Linked DNA regions of Homo sapiens: all the other regions are linked to region 2. Evidence: chromatin contacts called from ENCODE Hi-C or POLR2A ChIA-PET data. All regions are on one chromosome and are shown on one strand. Each heading gives the region's core, a stretch centred on a gene start or an enhancer-like site at or near the end of the contact. The rest is flanking DNA. Distances are from core to core; before and after follow the strand shown. Region 1 holds the start of URB1-AS1 (URB1 antisense RNA 1 (head to head)). Region 2 holds the start of GABPA (GA binding protein transcription factor subunit alpha). Region 3 holds the start of CFAP298-TCP10L (CFAP298-TCP10L readthrough). Region 4 overlaps C21orf91-OT1 (C21orf91 overlapping transcript 1). Region 5 holds the start of PAXBP1-AS1 (PAXBP1 antisense RNA 1). Region 6 holds the start of TIAM1-AS1 (TIAM1 antisense RNA 1).

Region 1 (4,323 bases), core at 454-2,953, 6.7 Mb after region 2:
GATCCAAGGTCTGTTAAACACCCTCAGGCACCATGTACCTCTCCTTTGGAAAACTCGTGCTTGAAACTGTATGTATGTGATTTTACTGACCAATATCTGCCTGCCCCACTCGACTGTTTGTAAACCCCACAATGGCAGAGGCTTTTTGACATTTTTATTCATCACTTTATCTCTACCGTAGCAAATAATAGCCTCTAGTAATACTTAATGAATTCGGAAATAAATAACTCTATGCTAACTAAGTATCATCTTCCTAGCTGTGACTAGCAAGTACAGGTATAGGTATCAAAGTTTAAAAACAGGCCAGGTGTGGTGGCTCATACCTATACTCCCAGCCCTTTGAGAAGACAAGGTGGGAAGATTGCTTGAGACTGGGAGTTCGAGGGCAGCCTGGACAACATAGTGAGATTCCATCTCTACAAAAAGTAAAAAAAAAAAAAAAAACATAGCTGGGCATGGTGTTGTGCACCTACAATCTCAGCTACTTGGGAGGCTGAGGTGGGAGGACAGCTTAAGCCCAGAAGTTCAAGGCTGCAGTGAGCTATGATAGTGCCACTGCACTTCAGCCTGGGCAACAGAGCAAGACCCTGTCGTTTAAAAAAAAAAATGAGGACAAAAATTGGAAGTTGAAGATATTTTGGCCATTAATTTAATCGTTTATTTAACCTGGGAGAAAAACTGCCACTGTTTTATTTTAGAGCAATGCTTCCACATGGCAACACGTTCAATTGCGTTTTTCCCAAACCATGTTACTTTCCAAACGATTACAAGTAGTCGCGAAGGGTGGTCACACTTTACAAAAAGTGTAATTAAATTATAGAGTCGGCTACATCTCAGTCACTGGCCCATTCCTGGTCAACTGACAAGTAGCTGTGGTGGCTTCTAGTAGCTTGTTACAAGTCATCAAGTCAGTATGAGTGTTGGGGGATGGAAGCTATTGAAAACGGTGCTGACGGCCCAAGGAGTAGCAAACTGTCTCATGAACCGTCCTGAGCCGACTCAGTAAGGACTCAATAGAGAAGGACACTTCATTTACTTCCCTGACAACTGCAATAAAGAGGTTTTAGAGCTCGCTGAGGGATGCTGCCTGGGCAAGGGAAATAAATGTGTTGTAACATGAAACGGTCCCAATCAAGCAAGTCGGGGCCCTCTCGCTGTCGCCGACAGTCCAGAGCAAGGAAGTACACAGCAGTCCTGAACCTCAGTTTTCTGCAAACCAGAGGCTTGCCACTGAGCCTATGTGACCCGAAAGCTGCAGAAAGGAGAGGCTGTGCCCGGCACACGGAGGCCGCCTCGCCAGCCTGTGCTCCCGACCCTGCGCCTGCCGCCCCGGACTCACCTGGCCCGGGGCCCTGCGGGTCCTTCAGCTGAGCCTTGAACCGCACGCCCGTGAGCTCTTCTTTGCGGGCGCGCTTGGCTGCACCCGCGGAGGAAGCCGCGCCGTCCTGGCCGCCCGAGGCCTTCCTCTTGGGGACCCCCATGGCCGAGAGGGCGGAAGCGCGACGGAAACGACACACCTGAGGGGACCCGGCAGGAGCACTGGCACAGACAGCAGACACGCGCTTCAGGCCCACATGGCGCAGGAAGAGGCGGGGCTGGCGGAAGAGGCGGGGCTGGCGGAAGAGGCGGGGCTCGGGGAAAGGCCGGCGGAAGGGGCCGACCCGCGCGAGGCTGGGACCGGCGGAAGGGGCGTGGCCTGCAGAAGGGGCGGGGCGATAGGGATCCAGAGTCTTGGGGATCCAGAGTCTTGGGGCTCCATGTGAGTTTGCTGTACCGGTTGTCCCGGTCACGGCATGGGGCGAGCGGACACTCCACGACACCCCCCGCCCCCGGCTGCAGGGTTTGGGGTCCACCGGGGCGCATTTCTGATCCCAGTGGCTCTTCGGGTGCTCTTGGCCGGAAGAACTCCCAGACCTTTCACTCCTGGCCTGGCCGATCCACGAAGACTCGGGCCCCGGCGCGTCCAAGCAGCACAATGAGTAGTTCTTGACCCGAGGTCGCCCTGAAGGTGTCGCATGAAGAGCTTGCTTCACACACAACAGGATTCGATACTTTGCCAATTCAAGGCCCTGGTGGCTGGCCGGGAAGGTGGATTCGCCTTGGCTAGGTGCCAGGCAGGTCCGCCTGTGCGGGTGCCCCTGACTTCGACCCCTAGCTTATGTCACAGCCCGAACCAGATCGACTGGTCTGGTAGCAGCCTGTCACTCCAGACTGTCCTCCACCCCAGACTTCCGCAAACTGATGGGCTCTTTGCGCCGTGCAGGGTGGGAGGAGAAGACCAAACGAAGTAACGTCTGTAAAACCCCTTCCTGGACAGCGTAAGGCCTCCACATCTAAGTTCCTGTCATTAAAATGGAGACAGCAAAGCCGACCCTATCCAGTCCTTGGGACTGTTATGAACAGAAAATGATGCAATGTATGAAAAACTGCTTTGAGGAGAAAAACAACACAGTGTGTTTTTGGAAGATGTGATTGATTTGTAAACCGCATTAAATGCTCTGAAATAAAATGAAAGTAAAAATAAGTAAAAACAGGCTGGTACATATTTTAATACGACTTCATCGATACTTAGGTATGTGTCCAAATAAATCATGAACCAGCGCATTAGATAAGTAACTTGGTGATTACTGAAATTCTCCATCAGGTTGTCCTCTAGTCTAAGAAAATTGTGTTTCATATTCTGTAAGCAGATGTGTTTTGAACATCTGAGGATGTGGGCTTTTGTGGCCTGTTGGGGTCTCAGAGTTTCTAGTAGAAAAAGCACGTGTGTTGACGCTGAGCCTCTGTCCCGACAAGATGATTGTGCCTGTGGAGATGTCTATGTTGTAGGCAGGTCAGAGAGAGGGTGTCACCCCTAGCAGATATGAGCTAATGCAGCAATGTTAAGAGAGGGGAATATGCTCAAAAAGTCATCTGTAAAAGGCAACACTCATTAGTGAATACAGACTTAATTCTGACTGATTATCCACACTGGTCCTCTTCTTTGGTTAATCGCTAACCACCAACTTTGTTTTCTGCCATGGTGGTCCCAACCAAAAAGTTATCAGAAAGAGTTAGGAAACAGTCAAAAGCCCTGAGTTCAGTTTCTGCCTGTGTGACCTTGGGCAAATTACCATCCCTCTGTGCTGGTTTGCTTTACAAACAATTAAAGAGCATGAGGAACTTCCCAGGATTATCCAGCTAGTAACTGGTGGAGCCAGGACTCACCCAGTGTATCCTAGTCCCAAATTAAAAACAAAGAAACAGAAGTTGGCAGTGCCCATTTACAGCCTTAGCCAGAGATGTATGGATGGCAAGTGTGGCTCAGAAGTGCATTTGGATGTTTTAGACTAAGTTAATGCCATGAATCATTGATGCTGGGTTAACCCTTTGTTCAGATATGAGGCTCACCAACCTCTGGATAGTGACTTGTCTTTCCATATCAAAGCTTTGTATTATTTGCCTCCAGGAGCATTCTGGTTTGTTGCAGACTATGTGGTACTGCTCCTAGGACATTCTAAGCTGAGGAAAAAAGCCCGAGAGCTTTTGTACTTGTTCCCTCTCTTTGAAACTCTTTGCCCAGAGCTCAAGTGGCTCAGATGTGGACTTTTCCTGTACATACCTCACTCTCTGTCTCCCGACCTTTCTTGATTGGGCCTACTTTATAAAGACACTCACTAATTACATCTGAGGGCTCCACCCTCATGAGCTAGTCACCTCACAAAAGGCCTCCCACAACCAAATATCACACTTGGGATGGGGTTTCAACATAATGAATTTGAGGGGGACACAAACGTTCAAACCATAGCACTTTCCCAACATGAAGATGATTTTTCAGTTAAGTTCTAACAATCTTTTCAGAAACAGATAATTCTCACCTTGTGCCGTTAGTTCCACAAAATAAAAAATAAAGTATCCCAACATCTTTTACGAGGCTCATATAACCTTAAATACAGAACAAGCTAAGGATAACACAAAGTATGAAAATGATGAACTTATTTCAAGTATGGATATAAATGTGTGTAAATAGAATATTAGTTAACTGAATACAAAACAGCACTTGAAAAAAACACAAGAAATACAAGGAAAGAATATCTTGCTTATATAACTCACCACAATAATGGATTAAAGGAGAAAAATCCGTTATTATTTCAATAGATGGAAAAAGACATTTGAAAAGATACCTATTTATGATTTTTAAAATTCACATAAAACTAGGGATAGAAGGACTTTCCTTAACTTGGTAAAGACTATATACCAAAAACCTGCAGCAATTATCATGCACAATGGGAAAACTATATGAACTTGAATTATGACTGGGAACAATAGGAAAAACAGGGATGT
Region 2 (4,818 bases), core at 1,353-3,852:
GGTGCAGCGGATCATGCCTGTAATCCCAGCACTTTGGAAGAACAAGGCAGGAGGATCACTTAAGCCCAGGAATTCAAGACCAGCCTGGGCAACACAGTATGACCCCATCTCTACAGAAAAAAAAAAAATAGCCAAGTGCGGTGGTGGGTGCCTGTAGTCCCAGGTACTTGGGAGGCTGAGGCTGGAGGATCACTTGAGCTTGGGAGGTAGAAGCTGCAGTGAGCTGTGATTGCACCACTGCATTCCAGCCTGTGTTACAGAGTGAAACCCTGTCTCAAAAAAAAAAAAAAAGAAAGAAAGAAATCCTACAATCAGGCCGGGCGTGATGGCTCACGCCTGTAATCCCAGCACTTTGTTGTAATCCCAGCACTTTGGGAGGCCAAGGTGGGTGGATCACCTGAGGTAGGGATTCAAGATCAGCCTGACCAACATGGAGAAACCCCGTCTCTACCAAAAATACAAAATTAGCCGGGAGTGGTGGCACATGCCTGTAATCCCAGCTACTCAGGAGGCTGAGGCAGGAGATTCCTTGAACCCAGGAGGCGGAGGTTGCGGTGAGCCGAGATCGCGCCACTGCACTCCTCCACCCTGGGCAACAAGAGTGAAACTCTGTCTCAAAAAAAAAAAAAAAAAAAAAAAAAAAGAAATCCTACTATCAATGCAATCAACAAAATATGCTTCACCTGACAGAATGAAAGCAAACTGTTTGAAGAAATTAAAGAATTCATAACATATCACTTTTATACCCCATCAGGGAAAAATACTTGAGAAAAGGCTACAAGCAAACAACAAATGACCTCACAAGGTCATGTGCCACTTATTATCATTCCTATGTTTAAACACACAGAAACTGAGGATTAGAAGTATCTGGTCAAAGTGGTCGGGCGCGGTGGCTCACGCTTGTAATCCCAGCACTTTGGGAGGCCGAGGCGGGCAGATCACGAGGTCAGGAGATCGAGACCATCCTGGCTAACACGGTGAAACCCGGTCTCTACTGAAAAATACAAAAAATTAGCCAGGCGTGGTGGCGGGCACCTGTAGTCCCAGCTACTCCGGAGGCTGAGGCAGAAGGGCGTAAACCTGGAAAGTGGAGCTTGGAGTGAGCAGAGATCGTGCCACTGCAATCCAGCCTGGGCGACAGAGCGAGACTCTGTCTCAAAAAAAAAGTATCTGGTCAAAGTTACACAGCAAAATCTAACTTAACACATATATGCAAAAAAAAAAATTGTGCAATTCAATGCCACTTTCCCTTCTGGCAAACTAAGGACATGCTTAACATTCAGCAATAGGTTCACCCGACATTTGCTTAGCCCTAGATACTGTGCAAAGTACTTCCATATATATCCTTTCCTTGTACCCTTACAGCAATACTCTCAAAGAGTTAAAGTGTTCTTATCCCTGCTTTACAGATGATAAAACTGTATCTAAGAAAGATTAAGCTGCACGTATTCTCACAGTTAATTTGCTCTAAGTCTGACTGCATAGATGTTACTCCTTCTGCAACACGGGTAAAATCCACTTTCATTGTTTCAATTATCCACCATGTAAGTGCCTATGATTCCCCAATCGCATTTCTAATTTTAGTATTCATCCTGAGCCCCAAATCTATCCACAGCATTCAACAGTTCTCATCTCCCTTATAAGTCCTACGAACTCATCCAAAAAACGAACACATAATCCCATATCAAAACTTGTTCCTTCTCCTTTAATCCCTTTCATTTTTTTTCACTGATTAGTGAATGCATATTGTCCACTAAAACGCAGAAGATAGTCATTACACAAATAGCTGTGAAATACCACCTGACATAAATTCTCTATTCCAGTACCATCGGGTGCCACGAGAGCATATGATAGCGTCTGACATGATCAGAAAGACTGGGGAAGGCAACAGTAAGAAAACACTAGTCTGAGCAGAGGCCTTGTTCTGGGTGGGAGCATGGTTCTATTTATAGTGATGACTGACCGGCCAAAGGTTAGTAGGTTCGCTGCCTCTTCAGTGCATATTCCTATGAACAATCCATAAAGTCGCCTAATGAAGTGTTAGCACCATCGTTTTTAGGTGGGATGCAAACTTTCAATATTATGACTAATTTTTTCCCTCTTAATGGTACACGTTCTGCCTAAGTAGCCTAGACGCTCCCGTGCGCCCGGGGCGGGTAGGCCTGGCCGAAAATCTCTCCCGCGCGCCTGACCTTGGGTTGCCCCAGCCAGGCTGCGGGCCCGAGACCCCCGGGCCTCCCTGCCCCCCGCGCCGCCCCGATTTGCCCTCAGAGAGGGTATCGATCTTATTTCTGGGTCTACGGCAAACTCCAAGGTCTACAAACGTAGAGGTCAGCTGTGACCCCGGGCCAGGCCGTGAAGGTCCCCAGGACACAGAGCTGCTCTCTCCTCCTAGTAAAGGTGAGAGGCAGCCCAGGCCTCGTGAAAAAACCCAGAACTGGAGTCCCAAAAGGCCACGCTGATCTAGCTACCCTCCCAGTCACCTTGCACTCAGTCCCGAGCTGCCAAAGCCTCCGCCGCCACCACCTCCGCTCTACTTCCGGCCCTGGCTCCGCCCCCACACGCCTACCCGCCATCGCAATGCATTATGGGCCGCCGTTTCAGTCGGTCGACGCTCACCGGACAGGAAGCGTCTCGGAGACAGTCTGCGACCGGACGGGTCTAGGTGAGACAGAAGCCAAACAGGAGGAGGAAGTGGAGGGTAAGTGCTTCCGGGTCCCCTGGCACAGCCTCCGCCATCTTTTCTTCGCCTAATTTGACCCGTTCTTTTTCCCCTCCTTGAAACCTTGCTCTGTACGCATGCGCTCTTTGAGTGGCCTTTCCCCTAGTTCAAGCTCCCCTCCGAGTCAGCGTCCTGTTCGTTAGGGTTATCGAAGTGTATAAAGGTGCAGGGAAAGTGAGACTGTGTAAAACAAAGCGGATTGGGGCGTTGTGCTTCCTTGTACCTCGTGAGCCTCCGTTGCCTTGGGCGGTCGTTTTGCGCACCCTGCCGGGAGTTGTAGTCCTGGACCCGAAGGTGCCTGGGAGGCGGGAGGGGGGTTGGGGCTTCTCAGCGCCGATTCCGCGGGAAGGGCCCTGGGACCTCACACTTCTAGTCGCGGGAGCTGCAGGTCTTACCCGGAGAGACGCTGCACGTGGAGCCCTCGCCGCTGCCGTTCTCAGCCGGCTCTGGAGTGCGGGCGGGGGCGACAGGGCCGATTCCGGAGTGGGTGAGTGCGGCCGCCGGGGAGGAGGGGAGCGCGGGCCCTCGCGGGCCGGCCTCGTTCCGGGGCCTTTTCCCCCACAAGGGCCCCCCCGCGGCCGCCTCTGTGTTTTGTTTCCGCTGGTCCCCGGCGCTGTGACTCCCATTTCCGTTCGTGGAGACTTGAGGGAGCCGGGTGGGGAGGGGCGGGAGAGCTGTGCGGGGAGCGAAGGGGAGGGGCGGGGGGCGAGCGGCCTGGAGCCCGGGGGGACCGGGCACCGCCGGGACCCGTGCCGGACGGGTCGCCTGTCGCCGCTCCCTCCTTTCCGCGTCCCCTCCTCGCCCGTCCGCACTCCTCAGCAGTCTCAGCCTGCTCAGCTGGGATGTGGTCCTGACGCCCCCGAGATTTTAAGAGCAAAATGCAGACCCTGTCTCATCGCGGGACTCAGCGATTCACTCATTTCAAATCCGCTCTCTTTATAGAACAACACACACCAGAATCATTTATCAGCGTATATGGTAGCCATCTGGGTTTGTTTTTTTGTTTTTAAGCAAGGAAGTAAACCAAGGAGATAACAATGGGTTGTCTACTTGGAAATTTTTTTGTGTACTAGAAGACACGCTGTATGTGCGTGTTTGGATTTAGGGACCCCAGTTTGATCAGGTTAGCGGACCGAGAGGACAATGCCTAATATTGCATTGCAAGATGATTAGAAATTTAGAAATAAAATTCATTTCATAAGTAGTTTCCACTAATAGCAGTAGGTCTGACTCGTGAGAAGAGCAAAGATTTAGCAGGATTCACTTGAGCGAATTGTAGAACGAGGCGGTGATAACATTCTTCGGTAGTGTTATCTTGAACTTCAGAAGAAACCGCTCAACTCTTTAGCAACTGCTTGAGGGACTAGCCTGTCTCTCAGGGTTCCATCCAGGCTTTCCAAGCTTCTTTATTTTTAGACATACAGTGACGCTGAGTGGACTTCAAGTCAATTTTACCTGAATTGTGTATACAAGAGCATCTGTCATGAGGCATGTATAGTAATGAAGTAATTAAATCATGAGCTAGATGTTAGGTTGAAGCAAATCATCAGACCGAGTACTAAATTAAAACTGTTGACTTTAGCCTTCCCTCAACTCTTTATATATAAAACTCCAAACCTACAGAAGAATTGGGGAAAAAATCATGCAGTGAACACGCAGATACCCTTCACCTGAGGGTCCCAACTGTTAATCTTTCACTGTATGTGCTTTCTCTTTTTATATTACATAGATATGTATGCTTTGCTTTTTCTTAACTGCTACCTTTATTTTTGAAAATAAAAATGTCTTTTAATTTCCTCAGACACAGAAAAGCATTTGATAACTTAGGAAAATGTGCAGTTAATCTCGCAGGTACCCCCACACTCCACTTATAATATATTGGGAACAAAATGTTCTAAGCTCTGTAATAATGCTCTCCAATGAAGGACAATTCTCAAATTTATCTGTAGTTTCAAAAGGGAATGTTACACCTATCTGTATTTTAAAAGACACTAGCCGTTCCCAGAATTTTTCGTTAAATTCAAGTTTAGTTTGTATCCCATCTTGTGAAACATTCCGAACCCCAGGTTGGATTTAATCCAGCAGAACCAGAGTGT
Region 3 (4,751 bases), core at 543-3,042, 6.9 Mb after region 2:
TCAGCACATTTCCAATTTATAACGTTATAGGAAAAGAAGATGAATTCCTTTTCTCCTCAAATGCTTTAACTTAAAAATAACATTTAATATTGAGTTTGTGTTGGAACCTCAATTAAGAAACTACACATAAGTTTCATGAAAAGAACCATGACCCTCAGGAATTTCTCCACGGTGCAAAACTCACATATTCATATAATGTAATCAATACATTTCATAATAAATCACATATTCATGCAATTTAATAAATCACATAAATGAATATACTATTTATTGCAAATAGTTACGTTTGTATATTCTATATATACACGATAGTTATATAAACAGTAATATCCTAGACCACATCAGGAAGTATCATCCCGTCAAGTTCAAAAACTATGCTGTCTAATGCGGCAGCTACTCGCTCCACTTGGCGATTTAAATTTATTTAAATTAAAATGACCCAGACGCGATGGATCACACTTGTAATCCTAGCACTTTGGGAGGCGGAGGCAGGCGGATCACCTGAGGTCAGGCGTTCGAGACCAGCCTGGCCAACATGATGAAACCCCGTGTCCACTAAAGATACAAATATTAGCTGGGCGTGGTGGTGGGCGCCTGTAATCTCAGATACTTGGGAGGCTGAGGCAGGAGAATAGCTTGAACCCGGGAGGCGAAGGTTGCAGTGAGCAGAGATCGCGCCACTGCACTCCAGCCTGGGCAACAGTAAGACCCTGTCTCTCACACACACACATACCATATATATATATATATATATAATTTATTTATATTTATATATACATATATATAATTTATTTATATTCATATATACTATATATATGGTATTTATTTATATTTATATATATTTAATTAATTAAAATGCAAATGTAAAATTCGGTTGCCTGGCCGCACTAGCCACATTCCAAATGCTCTACGGCCACAAGTGGCCGGCAGCTGCCCAATGGACAGCACAGATGGGGGCCCTTCCACCGCCGGAAAGTTCTGCGGCAAAGCGGGTGCCCTGGAACCTGCGCGGGGTAGGGAGACGGCGCCGCAACGCAACAGGCCGTTTCCAGGGCGGGGAAAGATCACCAAGGCTTCCTCAACTGTAAGGGGCCGTCCCAAAGCCAGGTGGCTCGCTGCTTTACATTGGGCGACTAAAAATAGTAAATTCAGCTTTTAAAAGCCCACCTAGTTCTCATCTCACCCCTCACACGTGATTAATTGCACTAAGTCTGCTGTTCAGCCCGGCCTTTCGGCTCCCTCCTCCCTCCCCAGCCCATTTCCACTTATTCGCAGCACCCCAAATCCTGGCTCCGAGAGGCACCTGGGCCCACCTCCCAGCCCGGGGTGTCAGACAGGCCGGATCTTCTCCGGTTCCTTATTCATCTCCGGTTAACCCTAGTGTCCCGTTTCAACCCCGGCTGCTGCAAATCTCTTCAATAATCTTCACAAACCTGACCCCTCGGCCCACCCTGCCCCTCTTTCTCCATCCCACGCCGGTCTCTCGATCTGTCCGGGATGGGCCCACCCGCGAGCCGCACCTGAGCAGAGGCGCTGCACCTTGAGCCGCCCATTATAGACCCGGGCCACCTGCACCGTGAGCTCCTCCAGCTCGGTACTCCCAGGCGCCTGCAGCAGGAACTGGCTCTCGTCGCCCCGCTTCACGTGCAGCAGAACCATGGCGGTCCCGCCGAGGTACTGAGGCGTTGAGAAGGCCCCGGCTGCGTGGCCCGCGGGTCCTGCCGGCCGAGGGTCGCCGGATCGCCAGCAGCTGCGACGCACTAACAGCCGCTCACAGTCCGGAATCCCACGCTCCCTAGCCCGCGGTGAGCGGGGGAAACGGCACTCGCTCCCGGAAGTGGATGTTGCCAAGAGCAACAGTGAAGCAGAGTTAAAGAGCCGCCAGCTCAAGCTCAGAACCCGAGTGGGGGAGGCTGGGGTGCACCGAGGCCCAGCAATCCAAGCCCGTACGGAGCTGCGGCCGGGGAAACCACCCACACAGTCTGAGAGGACAGCTGATTCTGAGCGGACCGACGGAAGGAGATTCGCAGAGCCCCTTCCCGGAAGTGACTGTTGTCGCGGCAACTGCCAAAACACAGACCAAGTCGCTGAAGGGGAGGGCGGACCTCCCAATCGACTGGTCTGGGGCCCGAGATTTCCACTCAGGGAGATACGTGGGCTGAGATGGGAGTTACTAGATGGGGAACGGGAAATACGGCGGGAACCACAATCGCGCAGTTCCGCAGCTGCCGCCCCACAACCGCTCCACATTCCAGCGTCCCTTCCGCCGCTTTCAGTCTCCACTTCCGGCAACGTTTCCACGCTGTTTCCGGCCTGGGAAAGTTCGGCGGCAGCGACCCAGAACTGAGTCTTGCTGTTCGCTGCTGTTTGCGCGGGTCAGCTTTTCAGGACGGAGGGGCCAGGGCGAGTGTCCGCACTTCTTCGTTCAGGTTGATTTGGATGGCGTTGCTGGGGTAGCTCCAGCGGCCCCTGCCAGAGCGACCCTCCCAGAAATATCCAGCCATCCTCCAGCGGACTCTTGCTGAAGGCAGTCGGCGTCAGTCGCTGTTTATTCCGGGCCCCACAGATCCAGAGTCACTGCTCTCATGGAGCTTATATTTTAGTGTGACAAAAAGAAAACAAAAATAAATGGACAGGCCAGGAGCGGTGGCTCACGCGTGTAATCCCAACACTTAGGGAGGCCGAGGAGGGCGGATCACCTGAGGTCAGGAGTTCGAAAGCAGCCTGGCCAACATGGTGAAACCCCTTCTCTACTAAAAATACAAAAATTAGCCGAACGTAGTGGCGCGTGCCAGTAATTCCAGCTACTAGGGAGCCTGAGGTGGGAGAATTGCTTGAACCCGGGAGGCGGAGGTTGCAGTGAGCCTAGATCGCGCCACTACCCTCCAGCCTTGGCGACAGAGTGAGACTGTGTCTCAAAAATAATAAATAAACAAACGGACAACACAAATTCAAATACAGATCTAAAGAAAACTAAACAGGTTGATGGACTTCTTATGTTTGATGGTCAGGGAATGTACACCTTCTGCGATATTGGGAGTAATATTATCGTCTCCCGCCCTGAATATTTAGAAAAATATCACAGTGGGGTGTACACCCCTGCGATATTGAGAGTAATGTCATCCTCTCCACCCAGGAAATTACTAACAAGGTCACGGAGGGGTGTACTCCCCCTGTGATATTGGGAGTAATGTTTTCCTCCCCAAACCTGGATGTTAGCAACAAGATAACAGAGGGGGTGTACACACCCTGCGATATTGGAAGTAATATGATCCTCTCCCCCCCGGATACTGGGAAAAATATCACAGCGCGGGTATACATTTCCTTCGCTGTTGGGAGTAATATCATTCTTTTCCTCTCTGGATATCAGGAACAATATCACAGGGGTGGTGTACATTTCCTTCGATATGGGGAGTAATATCATCCTCTCCCCGTTGGGATACTAGGAACAATATCCCAGGGGGGTGTCCACCCTCTGCGATATTGGGAGTAATATCATCCTCTGTTTCCCCGGATATTAGACACAATATCACAAAAAAGTGTACACCCCCTGCGATATTGGGAGTAATATCATACTCTCCTTCCCTGGATATTAGAAAACAATATCATCAGGGGTGAGCACCCCCTGCGATAATGGAAGTAATATTTTCTCTTTTTTTCTTTTCTTTTTTTTTTTTTTTTTTTTTTAACAGAGTTTCACTCTTGCTGCCCAGGCTGGAGTGTAATGGCATGATCTCGGCTCACTGCAGCCTCTGCCTCCCGTATTCAAGCGATTCTCCTGTTTCAGCCTTCCAAGTAGCTGGGATTACAGGCATGCGCTACCATGCCCGGCAATTTTTTTTTTTTTTTTTTTTTTTTGTATTTTTAGTAGAGACAGTGTTTCTCCATATTGGTCAGGCTGGTCTTGAACTCCCGACCTCAGGTGATCCGCCTGATTCAGCCTCCCAAAGTGCTGAGATTACAGGCGTGAGCGATCGCGCCCAGCCACCACTTAGCATTTTCATTTTACATTTGTTGAAGTTACAGATTTATACACACATTGATTGCTGCTTTATTATACACTTGCATATACATAAAATGGGAAATAGAAAAGAATAAAATGGGCACAATATCCCTAAAGTTTCACATTCCGAAACATTTTTTAAATATTTGCTTTTTAGAAATTTGTTTCAATTAAGAAACTGCGGTATACACACACAATGAAGTATTATTCAGCCTAAAAAGGAATAAAATCCTCTCCGCTGCAGAAAAAATGGATGAGATTGCAGGTCTGTATGTTAAGTGAAATAAGCCAGGCACAGAATGACAAATATTACATGTCCTCACTTATACGTAGGAACAAAAAAGAAAATCTTGGCCAGGTGGCTCAGGCCTGTAATCCCAGCACTTTGGGAGGCCGAGTTGCACGGATTACTTGAGGCCAGGAGTTTGAGAGCTGCCTGGCTAACATGGTGAAACCCCGTCTCTACTAAAAACACAAACAATTAGCCAGGCGTGGTGATGCGTGCCTGTAGTCTCAGCTACTCGGAAGGCTGAGGCCCAAGAAGCGCTTGAACTCGGGAGGTGGAGGTTGCAGTGAGCCTGGACTGTGCCTGTATGCTCCAATCTGGGCAATGGAAAGAGACTCCATCACACACCTACAAACAAAAGGAATCTCAGGAAGGTGGAGAGTATAAAGGGGGTTAGCAGACGCTAGGAAGAAAAGGGGTGGATGGGGAATGAGGAGAAGTGGATAATTGGGTCCCAAAATA
Region 4 (4,598 bases), core at 269-2,768, 8.0 Mb before region 2:
CTTTTACTTTTTGTATGACACTCACTCAGTCTTCAAATAATTTCTGATTGAACACTAGATTAAGAGGAAAAAATACCACAAATGAAATAACTTGTATTTTTGTTACGCAAAGGATTATTCTAAAAAATAATAAGCTGTTCCTCTAAGCCCTTTTAGAACACATGGAAAACTTCAGAATAGTGTGAGGGCGTCTTACATGCACTTCTTTCTTTGGAGATTGTGATAACCCAAGTAGAGGATTTAGGATTGTGCTGCTCAGAGACAACTGTTTGGATAAAATAATGCCAGATTCATCGTTTCCAGACTTGTTAAATTCATGGAGTATTAAAATAAAATTGAAATAAAATGGAAAATATGATGCCCAGTTGTTTTGTCAAAACCAGTCTAGGTGTTGCTTTGAAAGTAGTTTTTAGATATGATTAACATTTAAATCAGTAGGCTTTGAGTAAAGCAGATTACTCTCTGTAATGTGGGTGGGCCTTGTCCTATCAGTCGAAGGTCTGAAAAGAGTGAGGTCCCCTGAAGAGGAAGGAATTCTGCCTCTGACCTGCCTTCAGACTCAAGACTGCAGCATCAACTCTCGGAGTTTCCACCCATCCAGGCTGCCCTGCAGGTTTCAGACTTGCCAGCCCCCAGAGCTGGTTTAGGGAATTAAACCAATCTTTCTCTCTCCACATATATACATACTTTGTTTTGTTTCTCTGGAGAACCCTGACTAATAGACCAATACAAGATTGTGGTTTTAATTCCACCAAGTAAGGACTGAAAACTAAACAAATAAACAAAAATGAAAATCTACCATCTATTGTCATCACTTCATGAAAGAAAGAAAAATTTACTATTCCCATAGGAAAGACATACTCTCAGAACAAAGAACAATTTTATTGATGAATAAATTCTATCCTATTAACTAGCTTACCACATTGCCTTTACGTGTCTCATTTTCCACACACAGGAGCCAGCCTTTAGGAACTGTGCTGGAGGTGACCCAACTTCTGATTGTGTGGGAGAACTATCCCACTGTTACTCCTAAGAGAACATTCTCTCCCAATAGCTCCCCCGATATGGAATGTGACAGAGTAACAAGATGCCAAAATATATAGACCTCTTTTTCTTTCTACAACATAGGTGCTCTTAAACAGTATGCAGAGGATTGTGTAGCTGCTTATAATAGGAGCCAGGCTGACACAGCTCTCTTTTCTCTTTTGTCACAGGTGATCACAGAAATAGCTTGCTGTAACAGCACCTCACAGTTTCCTCTTAAAATGAAACCACATTTTCTTTGTGCCCTTTCAGCTCAGTTCTGCTGTTCATAGAGGGGCTTGGGAGATTTTCCACTGTAGGTTTCTTAAAATTCATTATACTTGTAGAATGTTAGAGCTAGAAGGTCCCCTAAAGATCATAAAGTTCAATTTCATTTTTTACAGATGAGAAAACAGAGGCTAAGAGAGGTAAAGAGGTGCTTAGTTGTGGCAGAAGATTAGAAGAGAAGTTCCTGCATGTCGGTTTAGCAATCATCTTGCTCATTACAACTTCCTCTTCTGCCTTAATCACTTTTCAGTTCAGTAGCCTCTTTCCTCTAGAATAGCCCTTCTGTATTCACACTGCCTTTTCTTTGCTTTGAAGTTACAGATCTGAAACTCTTGCGTTAGCTATGCTATGGTTTTCTTCCACATTCTGTACACTGTACTGACCATCCTCTTATAAACCTCTTCTCTTCTAGGTTAAAGATTTCTTGACTTCCCTCTGGTGAAGCTTGATACCAACTGACCTATAAGGGCTTGGTTTTCACAACAGAGTCTTAGTCCACCCTCGCCATCGCACCAAATACTGAGAGAACAAATAAAATTATTGCTTGAAGAAACGAAGTAAAGACTATAGTATTCATATTTTTCCCACATGCCATTTGCAGTAGCTTTTCATATTTCTCATCTATCCCACACTAGAAATTTCATCTATTGGCTTTTGTAAATTTTCTTTTTGAGCCACAAATTTATCTCAGTTTCAGATTCTAATCTATTTTCAGTAGTGCTTTCAGTTTAGTTTACTCCCATTTCAAAAATACTCCGTCTTGTTCTTTACAGCAATAAAATCCAAATGCAAATTCCGACAACCTCAGCCAATGGTGAGTCATGGTCCCTCATTTCCACCTCTTCTAAACGGTCATGGTTGCTCATTTTCACTCTTCTAAGCACCTCTTCTTTACAGCAACAAAATCAGAAAGCAAATTCAGGCAACCTTAACCAATGGTGAGTCATGGTTCCTCATTTCCACCTCTTCTAAACCCCTCCTCTGATGGTCAGGACCCTTCTCATTCCTCAAGTAGTAACTATTCAGCACTTTACCACTTCCCTTGAATCTCTGACCCATTATCTTTTTCGTCTTTCTCACAGAAAATAGAGGCAGCCATTTAAGTACTTTCTCAACTTACTCTCCAACAAATCTGATTCAAATACTTTCATCTGTAGTTTTACCTTCTCTCTAGTGTCAAAACCTGAGGTAATCCTAAACCTCTTCAAAGACAAGTCATTCTCGGTGTGCTACTCTGTTCTGTGTCTTCAAACTGGGCTCCTTTGATTATTGCTACCTCTCTATCGTTAGCCTTTCTACTGGCTCTGTCCTCTTAGTATTTATTCATGTTCAAGTACTTCCCAACCTTAAAAAAATAACCTTGACCCAACATCCTCTTTACCTCAACTTCACTTCATAAAATTTTAAAGACATCATACCTCAAATCCACTATCCTACCTGTCTTAGTCTATTTTATGTTGCTATCACAGAGTACTACAGAATGGATAATTAATAACAAACAGTTATTGATTTGGCTTACAATCCTGGAGGTTGGGAAGTCCAAGGGCATGGTGATAGCATCTGGCAAGGTAGCAAGACTTCATGCTGTGTGATAACATGGTGGAAAGAGCAAGAGGATGTGAGCAAGCAAACAAGAGGGGGCTGAACTTGCTTTTATAACAAAGGCACTCTCATGATAACTAACCCACTCCGTCCATAACATTAATTCATCCGTGAGGGTAGAGTCTTCATGACTTAATCACCTCTTAGTAGACTCCACCTCTCGATGCTGTTGCTTTTGGGATTAAGTTTCCAACACATGAACTTCAGGGAACACATTCAAATCATGGTACTACGTTGCATCCATATTACAATCTGTTGTGATCTACTTTTGCTCCCACAGGTCCATTAAAACTGTACTCCATGAATTTCTGGTTGCTAAATACAATGAACATTATTCAATCCTTATTCTTTCAATCTCTTGGCAGAATACTTTCCAGTTGACCAACAGAGTCTTGTTGGCTTTTATATCCCTTAGACCCAAAGACTTACAGGGCTTGGCAGAGTTTCTGGCAACATAACGAAATCTGAAAATTGACGAAAGATTTAGAATGGAAAATAAGTGGATGCCAAATGGTGAAGGCTTTAAATGCTAAACTGTGGGGACTGGCTTTTGTTTTGTAGGCAGTGATAATCTAGAAAGGTCTCTTAGCAGGAAAGTAGCATTACCACATCTTTTGGGAAGTAAATTCTGGGGCAGTTTATGGTTTGGAGCAGTGGTTTCCTTTTTCTCTTTTTTTTTTTTTTTTTTTTTTTGAGACAAAGTCTTGCTCTGTCACTCAGGCTAGACTGCAGTGGCACAATCACGGCTCACTGCAGCGTTGACCTCCTGGGCTCAAGCAATCCTCCCACCTCAGTCTCTGCCCCACCAAGTAGCCAGGACTACAGGCCTATGCCATCATGCCAGGCTAATTTTTATATTTTTTGTACATACAGAGTCTTGCTACATCGCTCAGGCTGGTCTTGAACTCCTGGACTTAAGCAATCTACCGGCCTTGGCCTCCCAAAGTGCTGGGATTATAGGCATGCGCCAACGTGCCCATCCTAAAGCACATTCTTAACAGGAAAACTGACATCTGCATTACCAAGAGGTTTAATTTCTCTTCAGAATCTTCCCAGCAGATTCAGTTGACTCAAAAGGCAGCCCATGTGGCTGAGGGTTAGTTTAGATATGCATTGGCTCTTAGCAGTTCACCTCTGGAAATGAATTTCATAAGATCTCAGAGTAGAACACAGGACATAGACCCAGTGGAAGAGGTTAGGTTTAACAAGAGTTCTGAGTTGCAAGCTAGAGAAAGCAACTAGTTGACTTAGGCTATAAAGGAATTTATTCAATGGGGAGAGATCACCCAGAAGGCTGGGAAACCACGCAGGAACAAAGGTGATGTAATCAACTACTAGGATCACAGTCTAATGTACACAAGGCAATGGCTATTCAAACACCAATGTCAGGAACTTACCTGTTGTACTCACTGGATATGGGATAATGGCTGTTGTCCCTGCTGACAGTTAGCCATTGATGCCCTCAACACAGGCCTTCTCCTATCCAGTTTCTTTGCTTTACCAGTCAGGGCGAGGTGCCTCAGATACACAGGAGGTTGAAGTTTTTGCTTCTAGAGGTGGTGACTTGTGCCATCCAAACACTAGAAAGGGATTCAGACGTGGAAGAACAGCAGAAAACCACAAAACCAAAATCAAAAATAGAAAATAAAACCCAAAGACATAAACTTGCAAGGATCCAATGCATC
Region 5 (4,877 bases), core at 55-2,554, 7.0 Mb after region 2:
TCTTCCTTATGCCTAGTTTCCACTATGAGGCTGAAAGGTGGGGGATCCAATTTGTGATAGATCCGGAATCCTTTACTGAACGCCATTCTCCTTTCTTCGGAGGCAGCCCTGCGAAAACCAAGCAAAGCAAAGCAAATGAAGCTGATGTTTCCTTCTGCAGCAAGGACTGCAAAGCATCCAAAAGTCCCTCCCCGCCAGGTTTTGATGGGGGGTTGGGGTGGGAAAAAACAGACAGCTCTGGGAGAAAATGGCTTTTTCCAAAAGATAAGTCGTCACTTAATTTTACCAAAAAGCAAGAGGAAAAGCTATCAATTCTCATACCAAGGCAAGACAAGGTTTTAGCACTGTAAGTCAATCAACGGTCTGGTTGAGTTTCCCGTTTAATTTATGCTTACTGAAAGGAAAAATTTTGAGCGTATTTCGTCCGGAGCTGTTTATCAGCTTCCTGCTTCAAGATCTGTCACTACGTTGAAAGGGAACCTATTTGGAAACTTCAAGCAGTTCCTTCGAGGTGAAAGGAGCGGAGGTGGGAGGGAAGGGTGACAAGGCTGGTTCAAAGCTCCTTAGGGGGCAGGAGAAGGAAAAGGATTATCCCACGCGACAGGCTCTCCCGGGGGTGGCGATGAAGGGCAAGGGAAAAGGCACAGGTTACCGCCGCCTCTCCTGCCCCGGGCTACCGCCGGCTGGGGGGACGGCAGGCGGGGCCGATAAATACGAATGGCCACCCGGGAAGAGTCACGACTCGGGGCACCGACCCGACTGGGGCTCCTCGGGGGTCCCGGGCAGTCGACTGCCCGGGAAAGCGGCTCCTTCTCGGAGAGACGGAAGAGCCGAGCAGCCCAAACCCTCCATTTATGCGCCAGAAGAGATACCCCGGCGCCCAGGCGGATTCGGTTCGTTCCCGCGGGCGGGCTGACAGCCGCTGTCACCACAGCCCCCAGCCTGACGCGGCACCCCGCACAACCAGTGGTCTGCTCACAACCCCGCCCGTCCTCCCGCACCCCGGCTGCTCGCGGTCGCCCCTCACCGCTCCCGCTGACGCTGCGGAGGCAGAGACTGGTCTTGGAGGCGTCCGCCCGCCCGGCTGCCCGTGGGTCTGGCCGCAGCAGCTCCCCGCCCCCCGCCGGCTTGCTCACCTCTTCCTCCGGCTCCTCCTCCTCCTTCTCCCGCAGCCGCCGCCACAGCCGCCGGGAGCGTCACTTCCGCTCCAGCAGGCCCATCTCTTCCGCATTGCGCCGCGGCCGGGGGCGGAAGATCCGCCCCGCGCGAGGGAAGGGGCGGGGCATCAGGAGGGAGACCACGCCCACTCTGCGCCGACCGGCTGGGCCTGGCACCCGCGGGCGGCCCCAGCCTCAGTCTCCAGCTACCTTTGCCTCCTGCGGCCGCCCCCAGGCAGAGCTGCGATCCCACCGCCGGGGGTGCAGGGAGAGGGAAGATCTGGCCTCCTTGGTCCTTTTGCGTGGGCTCTTCAGAGCGTGAGCGCCGGGGAGGGACTCCGGAGAAAAGCTTGGGGGGCTGCGTATTGCTGCTCCCCAAGCTGGGCGTCAGGACCAACCCCGCCGCCCCCACGGGCCTGACGGGAGAGGAGGAAGGGCTCGGGACGGTCGGCTCGCCGAGCCAACCAGGTGGCGCCTGAAGAGCTGTCCATGGTGTCGACAGCCCAGCAAACGGCACCGAGTTCCTAGTCTGAGTGTCTGGATAGGTAGCAGAAGAAAAACTAATGCCTGCTCTGGGACAGTTCTGTTCGGTGCCTTTTCTTGTGTGTTCTGGAGCTCACAGGGTTCTATCGAAGAGTGCTTAGGTGTATACGATGGAGAGTGGGACGTCACAAACCAGGATCTCAAGGCTGAGTCCAACAAAACATGGCCGTAGGGAGGCCACGACAGCTGTGGTTGTCACCGACGGATGAATAGCTTTTGCCAACCGTGGAATTTAGTAACTAAAGGCACCTAACCCTTTTATCTCATCCTCATTTTTCAACAAATGGTGCTTCCTGGCTAATATCAGCGTGTCCCATAGATTTCTGCTTCCATTGAATAGACCTAATAAGAAAGAGAATGAAGTCAAAGCCAACAGGGCAGAAAGAAATTGAAAACCTGAAGAACCCAGCACTCAAACTGTCTCCACTTGCGTTTGCTTTTTCTTTACCTCTTCTCCTTCTGGTTTTCAACAGCCAAAGCAGGATTTAAATTTGGTTATGTTGCAAAAATCATTTCCCTCTTCAGGCCCTGTCATGTGACTTGATTTTTTCGTCCATTTTAGAGAAGCTGTACCCACCCTGGTTTCAGGACACGGAACTAAATTTATTAGAAAAGAAGCCACTTCAAGTCATGAAGGAGAAACACAAAGATTCTTGGATTTAGTTCTAAGAACTAGAGGGGATTTCTATGTCAGTACTGTCTCAGAAAAAACTGTTGATATCAAATGTGTTGCTTGAGAAGTACCTTTTTTTTTTTGAGACGGAGTCTCGCTCTGTCCGCCCAGGCTAGAGTGCAGTGGCGCGATCTCGGCTCACTGCAAGCTCCGCCTCCCGGGTTCACGCCGTTCTCCTGCCTCAGCCTCCCGAGTAGCTGGGATTACAGGTGCCCACCACCACGCCCGGCTAATTTTTGTATTTTTAGTAGAGACAGGGTTTCACCGTGTTAGCCAGGATGGTCTCGATCTCCTGACCTCGTGATCCACCCGCCTCGGCCTCCCAAAGTGCTGGGATAACAGGCGTGAGCCATCGCGCCCGGCCGAGAGGTACCTTTTATGACAACTGAAATCATTCAGTTTCAAGAGGAGTTGGGTACTGAAACCAAACTTGCTTACTCCAAAGCCCAAAATCCTTTCCACCATGCCTGTGTGTCTGTAAGGCTACACTAGAAATGCTTCCTTTCTTATAGTGGGAAGCATGGGTACTAAGCTCTTTTACGAACAAGTGTTCTGCATATTCCTGGTTCCTTTTTATTTTGGACTGAGGAGATTTAGGTCAAAATTTCTGGGTTCTGGGTTGGAATTCCAGCTTCTTTCTTCAAATTAAACTGGGGGGTAGCAAGACTTATTCCTAGATTTGTTAGAAGGCCACAGCTTTTCCACATCTCATTTTAGTCATGAAAAAGACACATGCCCAGAGTTTGAAAAACATAAAGGCAATTTGACTAGTGGCTTGATTGGTTCTATCTTCTTTTTCTTGTCCCTCTTTCCTATTTATACTTCTACTTTTGTTACAGCATTTGACAATAGTTGGAAAAATTTTCACTGACCTTGAAATGTCTTTGGGATAGGGTGACTTAAAATATAGGTTAAGTGGCATACACAAACTTCTTAGTGAGATCCTAAGGGCCTACAGAGACAGGCTGACACCAACTCAACCCTTGAAACTGTGCAATGAAGAGCCTGTGGGAGGCTAAAAAACGCTACTTCAAAAAGAGATCCTTGTCTGTGAATGTTAATTTAGGTTTACAGATTTGATTAAGGGTCTTGAGATTATTTTCAATTATCCAGGTGGGCCCTAGAGCCCTAGATGCAATCATAAGTGTCCTTATAACAGGGAGGCAGAGGAAAATTAAACACGCACACAGGAGAGAGAGAGAGAGAAAAAAAAGTGATGTGAAGACAGCAGCAGAGATTGGAGCGATGTGGCCATAGCCAAGCTATGTCAGCAGCCATCAGAAGTTGGAAGAGGCAAGGAAGGATTTGAGCCTAGAGCCTTTGGAAGGAGCATGGCCCTGTTGGTTCTGGCCTCCAGAACTGCAAGAAAATACATTTTTGTTGTTTTAAACCACCCAGTTCATGGTAATTTGTAACACCAGCTACAAGAAATTAACACAAGGCTGATGTGACTTTCCATCAGGAGAGAGACAGCCCCAGGTAGGTGTTTCAGATATCACATCCAATAGAACAAATTAAAGACAAACACCCTAAATTCTAGATGTTGATTTGTGAGCAAGTTATTTCTCCTATGGGCAACTCTAGTTGAAATATGCAATTCATTATGTTGAAACATGGAATTGTTATTTTCATAGGTTAAAAAAAAATCACATAGTGGCAATATAGTAGTAGTGCTCGTTTTTTGTTTTTTGTTTTTTTGTCAAAAATGCTAGACAACATGGAAGATCAGGGAAATATTAACAGTCTGATTCAGTAACCTTTAACAGCTTCTTTTCAGGTTACACAGGCTAAGCTAACTTTTATATCAGGATCAGGATCTGCAGAGTTATTAGTATAGTGCTCTGCAGATCCTGGTCCTAGTATAGCAGGATCTGCAGACCCTAGTTGTACCTGGCCATGTTCCCCACCAATGACTGAGAAAGAAATGGCTCGAACAGAAAACAGTGGTCTTGAAAGGCAACGCAACAGTAGGTTACAAATAGCATTAGCTTTTTCTTTAAAGAAATTCATTGTAACCAGTGAAGGATAAGATTTTAAATTAGAAAAATGGAAATCCTATGAATAAAAAACTAGTAAGCTTGAGAGCAGAATCACTGTGGAAAAAAAACAGATTGAAAAATAACTTGCAGGTATCATAGACAGGAAATTGCCACTAGAGAAAACAGGAAACTTGTGATAGATAAAAATGAAGTATTTTCATTTGGAACAAGAGACCAACTGAAGAGAGATCAAGTGAAGGGGGTTTATTTTAATGAAACACAAAGATTCTTGTGGAAATCAAAGTGCCGGAGCCAGAAACAGGGCTCAACCTTCAAGATTAGAGCTGTATTCAAGTTGTTCAAGTTGGCTCTCGGTCCCAAAGCAACAGCAATGTCACTAAGGTTACAAGTAAAAGGTAAGCTTTCATGATCAAAATGTTTTTGCAAAGTAGCTTAAAATGGTTTCTGCAGTGTTTTGTCAAAACTTTTCTCATACATTTTCCTAAAGATATTTAGCAAGAGCCT
Region 6 (4,435 bases), core at 1,790-4,289, 5.8 Mb after region 2:
AAGGATGAGAATCATTTCTGAGAGTTCAACTTTAAATAGGTTATCATATTTATTAATTGACATCTAGCAACAATGCTACTGGCCGCGTTCCACATCAACAGCCGAATAGGGGTTCACGGGAGTCAGATTCCACTCGGGGTAACTGAGGCAGGCCCAGGGGAACGGAAGAGACAGAGCGCAATCCTGAGGGCTTCTCCAACCACTGGACAGCCTACAAGTCGAGTTTATGTTTGTTTGTTTGCCTGTTTTGGCTGGCAAAGGCCCCTGGGGCCTACATTCAAAGAATGTGTTGTTGGACCCAATAATTTATTCCAACAGGCAAAAGGGTGTTAAAACAGGAAGTTTTTTTTTTTCAATAAAATCTTTGTCGTTAAGCCTGAGATCATCTGATCTGATTATGGACTGTTATTATTTTGTGTTGTTTATTTCTATATGAAACTGATTTCTCTTTTTGCCTAAAGAAAAGTAGCAGTGCAGAGCTAGTGGAGGAAAAACAACTCAAAACACATTCACAACATTTTGAAGATATTCAATGAAATTGATTCTCTTCTACCTTCCCTGCTTAGTCAACAGCCTCTTCCTTAAGTTTTATTTCTCCTCTATTCAAAGATAATTACTTAGCAACGTCGGTGTTTACCACGCAAAGGCATCCACCCTCCCTAGCCCAGCTTTTTACCTTGAGATACAAAAAAGCATATGCTGGAAACCAACAATTTACCAAACTTCTTCAGCTACAAGGCATAGCTTAAATTTCATCTCTCCTAGAAAGTGTTCCCTCCTAACCTCCAGACATCTCTTTGTTCAAACCTCCCTCCTTCCTGGACTTAATCACTTTCCACAGCAGTCCTTGGTTCACTGGCAACTGCTTTCCACCTGGAAGGGTTTTTCCTTCTCCAAACCCAGGTCTGGGTCCCAGCAGAATCTTGAAGAAGAAAGAAGAAACAACTAAAACCTAATGGAAATTCAAACACATTTTTAAAAGGGCTGCAAGCGATTAGATAAATCTAATTAAACCTAAGGCCAAGTAAAACAAGTCCTGTTTGAAGCTGAGAACAGCAGTCCTTCATGCCTTTTATAATAAAAAGAAATTGGGGCTGGGGGAGTGAAGAACGCAGAAAAGGAAAGCGACAAGGGGCCATCCTCTATTACAGATTTCCTCTAACACAGAATCAACAGGACTCTAATATTTCATACGTGGCTGTCACTGTGCTTTGAGGTTAATCTATATGGTCGTTTAAGCCCCGCCCCCCTAGAGGTTATTCCTTATCCCCACTTTACAGATGCGCAAACTGAGACACAGGAAGATAGAATAGCTCGGCCGGGATCACCCAGCTTGTGAGTGACACCGAGCAGGTACTGGAACCCGGGTTTGTTTGACCTCAGCGCACAGGCTCTAAACCTCTGCTCCAACTCAAAGTATGCGCCAAGTCAGCGTGCATGGGTAACCCGATCCGGACGGCTCTGACTCGGGATGCGGCACAGCTGCCCTGCGGGGCCGCGCGGGTGTCACCGAGGCGGGCACAGACTGCACAGTGTCCCCAAGGGCTCGCGCACGTCCTTCAAGACCTGCCAGCGCGCGGGAAAAGGCAGGCTCCGAGTCAACCAGGGCTGACCCGGGGGCAAGACCAGGAGACGCGACGACTGGAACCGGGTGAGTGTGGCCGAGTCGGCGCCCCGAGGGCCGCCAGCCTGGACCCCAGGCTGGGACACGGGCGCCCCCGGGTGCAGGGGACCTAGAGGCGCCGTGCGCGGCGGGGGCTGGGCGCGAAGGCGCCGAGACGGCATCTTTCCCCTGCAGCATCCCGCCCCGCGGCCGGGGGGAGGGGGCGTCACCTGACAGCGCGCAACAACTTCTCCAGGTTTCGAGGGGGCAAGCGGCAGCCGCCGGGGCTGGGGGGCGCACGGCGCGCTGCTCTCGCCCAATGGCGAGGTCTGTAAACAAAAGCGGGCCCCACGCGGGTCCCCAGCCGGGTGGCGAGGGGCGCGGCGCAGCAGCATCGCAGCGGCAGAGCTGGTGAGAGGGCGAGGCGGGGACGGGATAGGGCGCGGGGACCCAGGGCACAGTCCCCGGGACCCGACCGCCCGGATGAGGCATTGTCTGCGCACCCGCAGGATTCCGCTTTTAATGCCCCCCTCCGGGGGTTCGTCGCGGGTCCCCAGCTCCGTGCGCCGGCCCCCGGGCTTTCCGCCCGGTGAGCCCGGCCCCGAGGGCGGCACGGATCGCCAAGGTGAGCGCCCAGGACGCGTCGCCGAAAAGCCAGGCCCGGAGGTGCCTAAGTCAGGGACCGAGACGCAAACATAGACACAAGGATGCACAAGCACGCCCTCCCCGAAGTTGACAAAAATCAGCCGATAAAATACAAAGTGCCGCGGCCGCCGCAGGTCAGCGCTGACCTCCTGCTGCCGAGAGGACCGAATGCCGACGTCCGGACGCTGTCATTTCCATCCAGCGAAGGCACCTGGGCTGCACGGTCTCGTCTCCCTCCTTCGCGCGAGGGATGCCTCCTCCTGCCTCTCCTCCCCGCATCTCCCCACCTCCCAAGTGTGTGAACACGAAAACAATACGTGGAAAGCCCGATCGGGGGGAGCTAGGACCCGCCGGGAGCCCCAGTGTGCGGGAGACGGGGGTCAGAACGTGCCCGGCACGGGCACCGAGGCTCCGGGCATCCTCGCCGCCGTCTCCCGGGGCGGCTCCGGCCGGACGCCCGCGCACCCCAGGCCCGCGGTACTCACCCGCGACGGTCGTCCGGGATCTCCGCGACGGGGCCGGGCACGATGCGGGGCAGCCGTGCCCCTGGGGCTGCGGGCGCCAAGGCGTCCGCGGAGCTGCAGAGCTGCGCGCCCGACGGCGGCGGCGCTGCTCTGCCGGCCGCGCTCGAACCCGCTCGTGGTCTGCCAATCGGAGCTGTCAGGGCCCCTCCGCCTGCGGCCTCGGGGGCCGGGCCGCGGGAGCCCGTGGGAAACCGAGCTCCGATTGGGCCGCCTGACAATCGCTCCGCCTCCGGCCAGCCAATCCGAGGCGGTGGATGCAGGAGCGGGGCGTTCGGAGTTGGGCTGTAGAGCGACTATGGGCGCACGCCGGGTATCCGCGCCGCAGCCAGGCTCGGAGCGCGCGGCTGGAGGGGCGCGGGCGGCGCGCGCTCCAGAGATGCCTTCCTGCGAGGCTCCGTCAGCGCGGCCCGGGGAGATCGCCCGCAGGCAGCGGAGGCGCGGCGGGCCGGGGGACGACCAGGGAGCCCCTAACAAAGCAGCTTTGGGAGGGCCGGAGGCCTCTGCCTCCCTCGGCGATAGGTCCGCGAAGCTGCCTGTCATCTCGCATAGGTGGAGGTGGCCAATGGCGTGCACAGACGGAGCTCTAGTTGGCGCGCGCGCGCGGCTCGGCATCGGTGGGATTGGTCGGAGGTAAAGGATTTTCCTGCCACCTAAGGCGGAGAGGAAGGGGGATCGAAACGGGGGAGGCGAAGAGTCAAAAAATGTTGTGCCTGGGACAAGTGGTCTGGCGCGGGAGGCGTGTGCCTGGCTCTAGGGGGAGACAGGAACTTTTTTACGAGAGAAAAAAATCCTAACGCAATCCCTTCCCGTGGATGCTAGAGGATGTTAGACCCTGAGCAGCCTCCAGGTAGGGCATGGTGGCCTTCACCAGAGTCCAGGACTCCCAGGGTTCACTTACCGTGCCCAGCAAGCGAACTTGGAATAACAGCGTGGGGTTTGGGCCTTACGCTTACCTGCTGGGCAGAGTAAGTGACTCGGGCAGGGTTCACGCAGACCTCCTGGGCTCCTCTGTAAAATCCGGAAACTACAGTTGCAGTTTACCTCTCGCAAGGTTGTGGAGAACGCGGAAACGGAGACGCTGGCGGTACAGCCTCGAGCGAAACCTTTCCCTACACGAGGCCGGAGCTTCCTCCTCTCCTGAAGAGCTCTAGACTTCCCCATTTACAACAAAGGCTGGGATGTATGTTCCTTACACCTTGATTCCATACACACGTGTTCGCCCCGGGAGCTGGGAAGGTCTGCGCTCCCGGGGTGATCTTGTTGAAAACAAAAAGAATTGCCCACGCTGTGGAAGATAAACCTAAACCGGAAAATTGAAAGTCATCCCTGATTCCTCCTTCTTCTTAACCCTCTCCCATCCATTTTTGTTAACCTCCCAAACCCATTCCTCCCATCCTGTCTCACCTGGACCTCAGTAAAGGGCTCCCATCGTCCTTCTGTCCCAGGCCTTGCCCCCTGAAATCTGTTCTCCACTTTGCAGAATGATCCTTCTAAGCAGAAAAATCTCATTTTGCGCTCCCAACTCTGGGTCTCTTTTCTTTCCCCAGAACACGTCAACCCCCAGCCCCTCCCTTCACTTCACTAATTCCTACCCTTCTTCAGATCCCAGCTTGGCCGCCAAGGCATCCATGCAGTAGGCATTGCTGAACTACTGCTCTTACAG

What was found. A loop is a pair of places that touch in the nucleus more often than their neighbours do. ChIA-PET counts read pairs that join two places held with the same protein, here RNA polymerase II (POLR2A). Pooled maps may share reads with other maps.
Region 1: a map of CD8-positive, alpha-beta T cell shows a loop between it and region 2 (9-fold over the local background). The contact joins the promoter of URB1-AS1 here to the promoter of GABPA in region 2. A Hi-C loop is called at or near these places in 1 of 168 maps with a recorded cell type or tissue (CD8-positive, alpha-beta T cell) and 6 of 50 pooled maps. POLR2A ChIA-PET finds 5 or more read pairs at or near these places in 1 of 52 experiments (K562).
Region 3: a loop to region 2 is called in a map of gastrocnemius medialis, with 10 times the contacts of the local background. The contact joins the promoter of CFAP298-TCP10L here to the promoter of GABPA in region 2. A Hi-C loop is called at or near these places in 1 of 168 maps with a recorded cell type or tissue (gastrocnemius medialis), 1 of 37 single-sample maps with no recorded cell type and 10 of 50 pooled maps.
Region 4: a loop to region 2 is called in a pooled map, with 8 times the contacts of the local background. The contact joins the enhancer-like site here to the promoter of GABPA in region 2. A Hi-C loop is called at or near these places in 4 of 50 pooled maps.
Region 5: a loop to region 2 is called in a map of ascending aorta, with 8 times the contacts of the local background. The contact joins the promoter of PAXBP1-AS1 here to the promoter of GABPA in region 2. A Hi-C loop is called at or near these places in 2 of 168 maps with a recorded cell type or tissue (ascending aorta and naive thymus-derived CD4-positive, alpha-beta T cell), 1 of 37 single-sample maps with no recorded cell type and 6 of 50 pooled maps. POLR2A ChIA-PET finds 5 or more read pairs at or near these places in 1 of 52 experiments (T-cell).
Region 6: a loop to region 2 is called in a map of naive thymus-derived CD4-positive, alpha-beta T cell, with 7 times the contacts of the local background. The contact joins the promoter of TIAM1-AS1 here to the promoter of GABPA in region 2. A Hi-C loop is called at or near these places in 1 of 168 maps with a recorded cell type or tissue (naive thymus-derived CD4-positive, alpha-beta T cell) and 4 of 50 pooled maps. POLR2A ChIA-PET finds 5 or more read pairs at or near these places in 1 of 52 experiments (PC-3).

What each region holds. Positions count from the first base shown.
Region 1 is chr21:32,391,430-32,395,752 of GRCh38, forward strand. It overlaps URB1-AS1 (URB1 antisense RNA 1 (head to head)), which reads left to right and starts at 1,704. Exons shown (of 1, transcript NR_026845.1): 1 at 1,704-2,531. URB1 (URB1 ribosome biogenesis factor) reads right to left here and starts at 1,583. Exons shown (of 39, transcript NM_014825.3): 1 at 1,340-1,583. The coding sequence starts at 1,481. RefSeq lists enhancers at 849-1,631, 1,491-1,785, 1,632-2,413, 1,936-2,185.
Region 2 is chr21:25,732,370-25,737,187 of GRCh38, forward strand. GABPA (GA binding protein transcription factor subunit alpha) reads left to right here and starts at 2,603. Exons shown (of 10, transcript NM_002040.4): 1 at 2,603-3,209. It overlaps ATP5PF (ATP synthase peripheral stalk subunit F6), which reads right to left and starts at 2,535. Exons shown (of 4, transcript NM_001003703.2): 1 at 2,484-2,535. RefSeq lists enhancers at 1-664, 1,957-2,036, 2,355-3,010, 2,437-2,546, 2,567-2,686 and silencers at 2,147-2,246, 3,187-3,326, 3,387-3,596.
Region 3 is chr21:32,610,585-32,615,335 of GRCh38, forward strand. It overlaps CFAP298-TCP10L (CFAP298-TCP10L readthrough), which reads right to left and starts at 1,793. Exons shown (of 12, transcript NR_146639.2): 1 at 1,521-1,793. It overlaps CFAP298 (cilia and flagella associated protein 298), which reads right to left and starts at 1,793. Exons shown (of 7, transcript NM_021254.4): 1 at 1,521-1,793. The coding sequence starts at 1,659. RefSeq lists enhancers at 1,215-1,264, 1,925-2,034.
Region 4 is chr21:17,782,718-17,787,315 of GRCh38, forward strand. It overlaps C21orf91-OT1 (C21orf91 overlapping transcript 1), which reads right to left. Exons shown (of 4, transcript NR_038871.1): 2 at 4,311-4,493; 3 at 2,831-2,895. The region is part of intron 2 of LOC124900465 (a long non-coding RNA gene); the gene reads left to right. Among named protein-coding and RNA genes, the nearest start is that of C21orf91-OT1, 7.5 kb to the right of the region's middle. RefSeq lists enhancers at 1,842-1,911, 1,942-2,031, 2,442-2,501. Within about 2 kb of position 1,519, at least 7 of the 41 ENCODE cell types and tissues checked have a DNase peak (open chromatin) inside an H3K27ac peak, as active enhancers do.
Region 5 is chr21:32,726,810-32,731,686 of GRCh38, forward strand. It overlaps PAXBP1-AS1 (PAXBP1 antisense RNA 1), which reads left to right and starts at 1,305. Exons shown (of 4, transcript NR_038879.1): 1 at 1,305-3,852. SYNJ1 (synaptojanin 1) reads right to left here and starts at 1,204. Exons shown (of 33, transcript NM_203446.3): 1 at 1,137-1,204; 2 at 1-108. The coding sequence starts at 86. RefSeq lists enhancers at 410-910, 911-1,411 and a silencer at 876-1,375.
Region 6 is chr21:31,556,194-31,560,628 of GRCh38, forward strand. It overlaps TIAM1-AS1 (TIAM1 antisense RNA 1), which reads left to right and starts at 3,040. Exons shown (of 2, transcript NR_171013.1): 1 at 3,040-3,402; 2 at 3,824-4,294. It also overlaps a transcript of TIAM1 not described here. RefSeq lists enhancers at 1,040-1,853, 2,667-3,479 and a silencer at 2,759-3,388.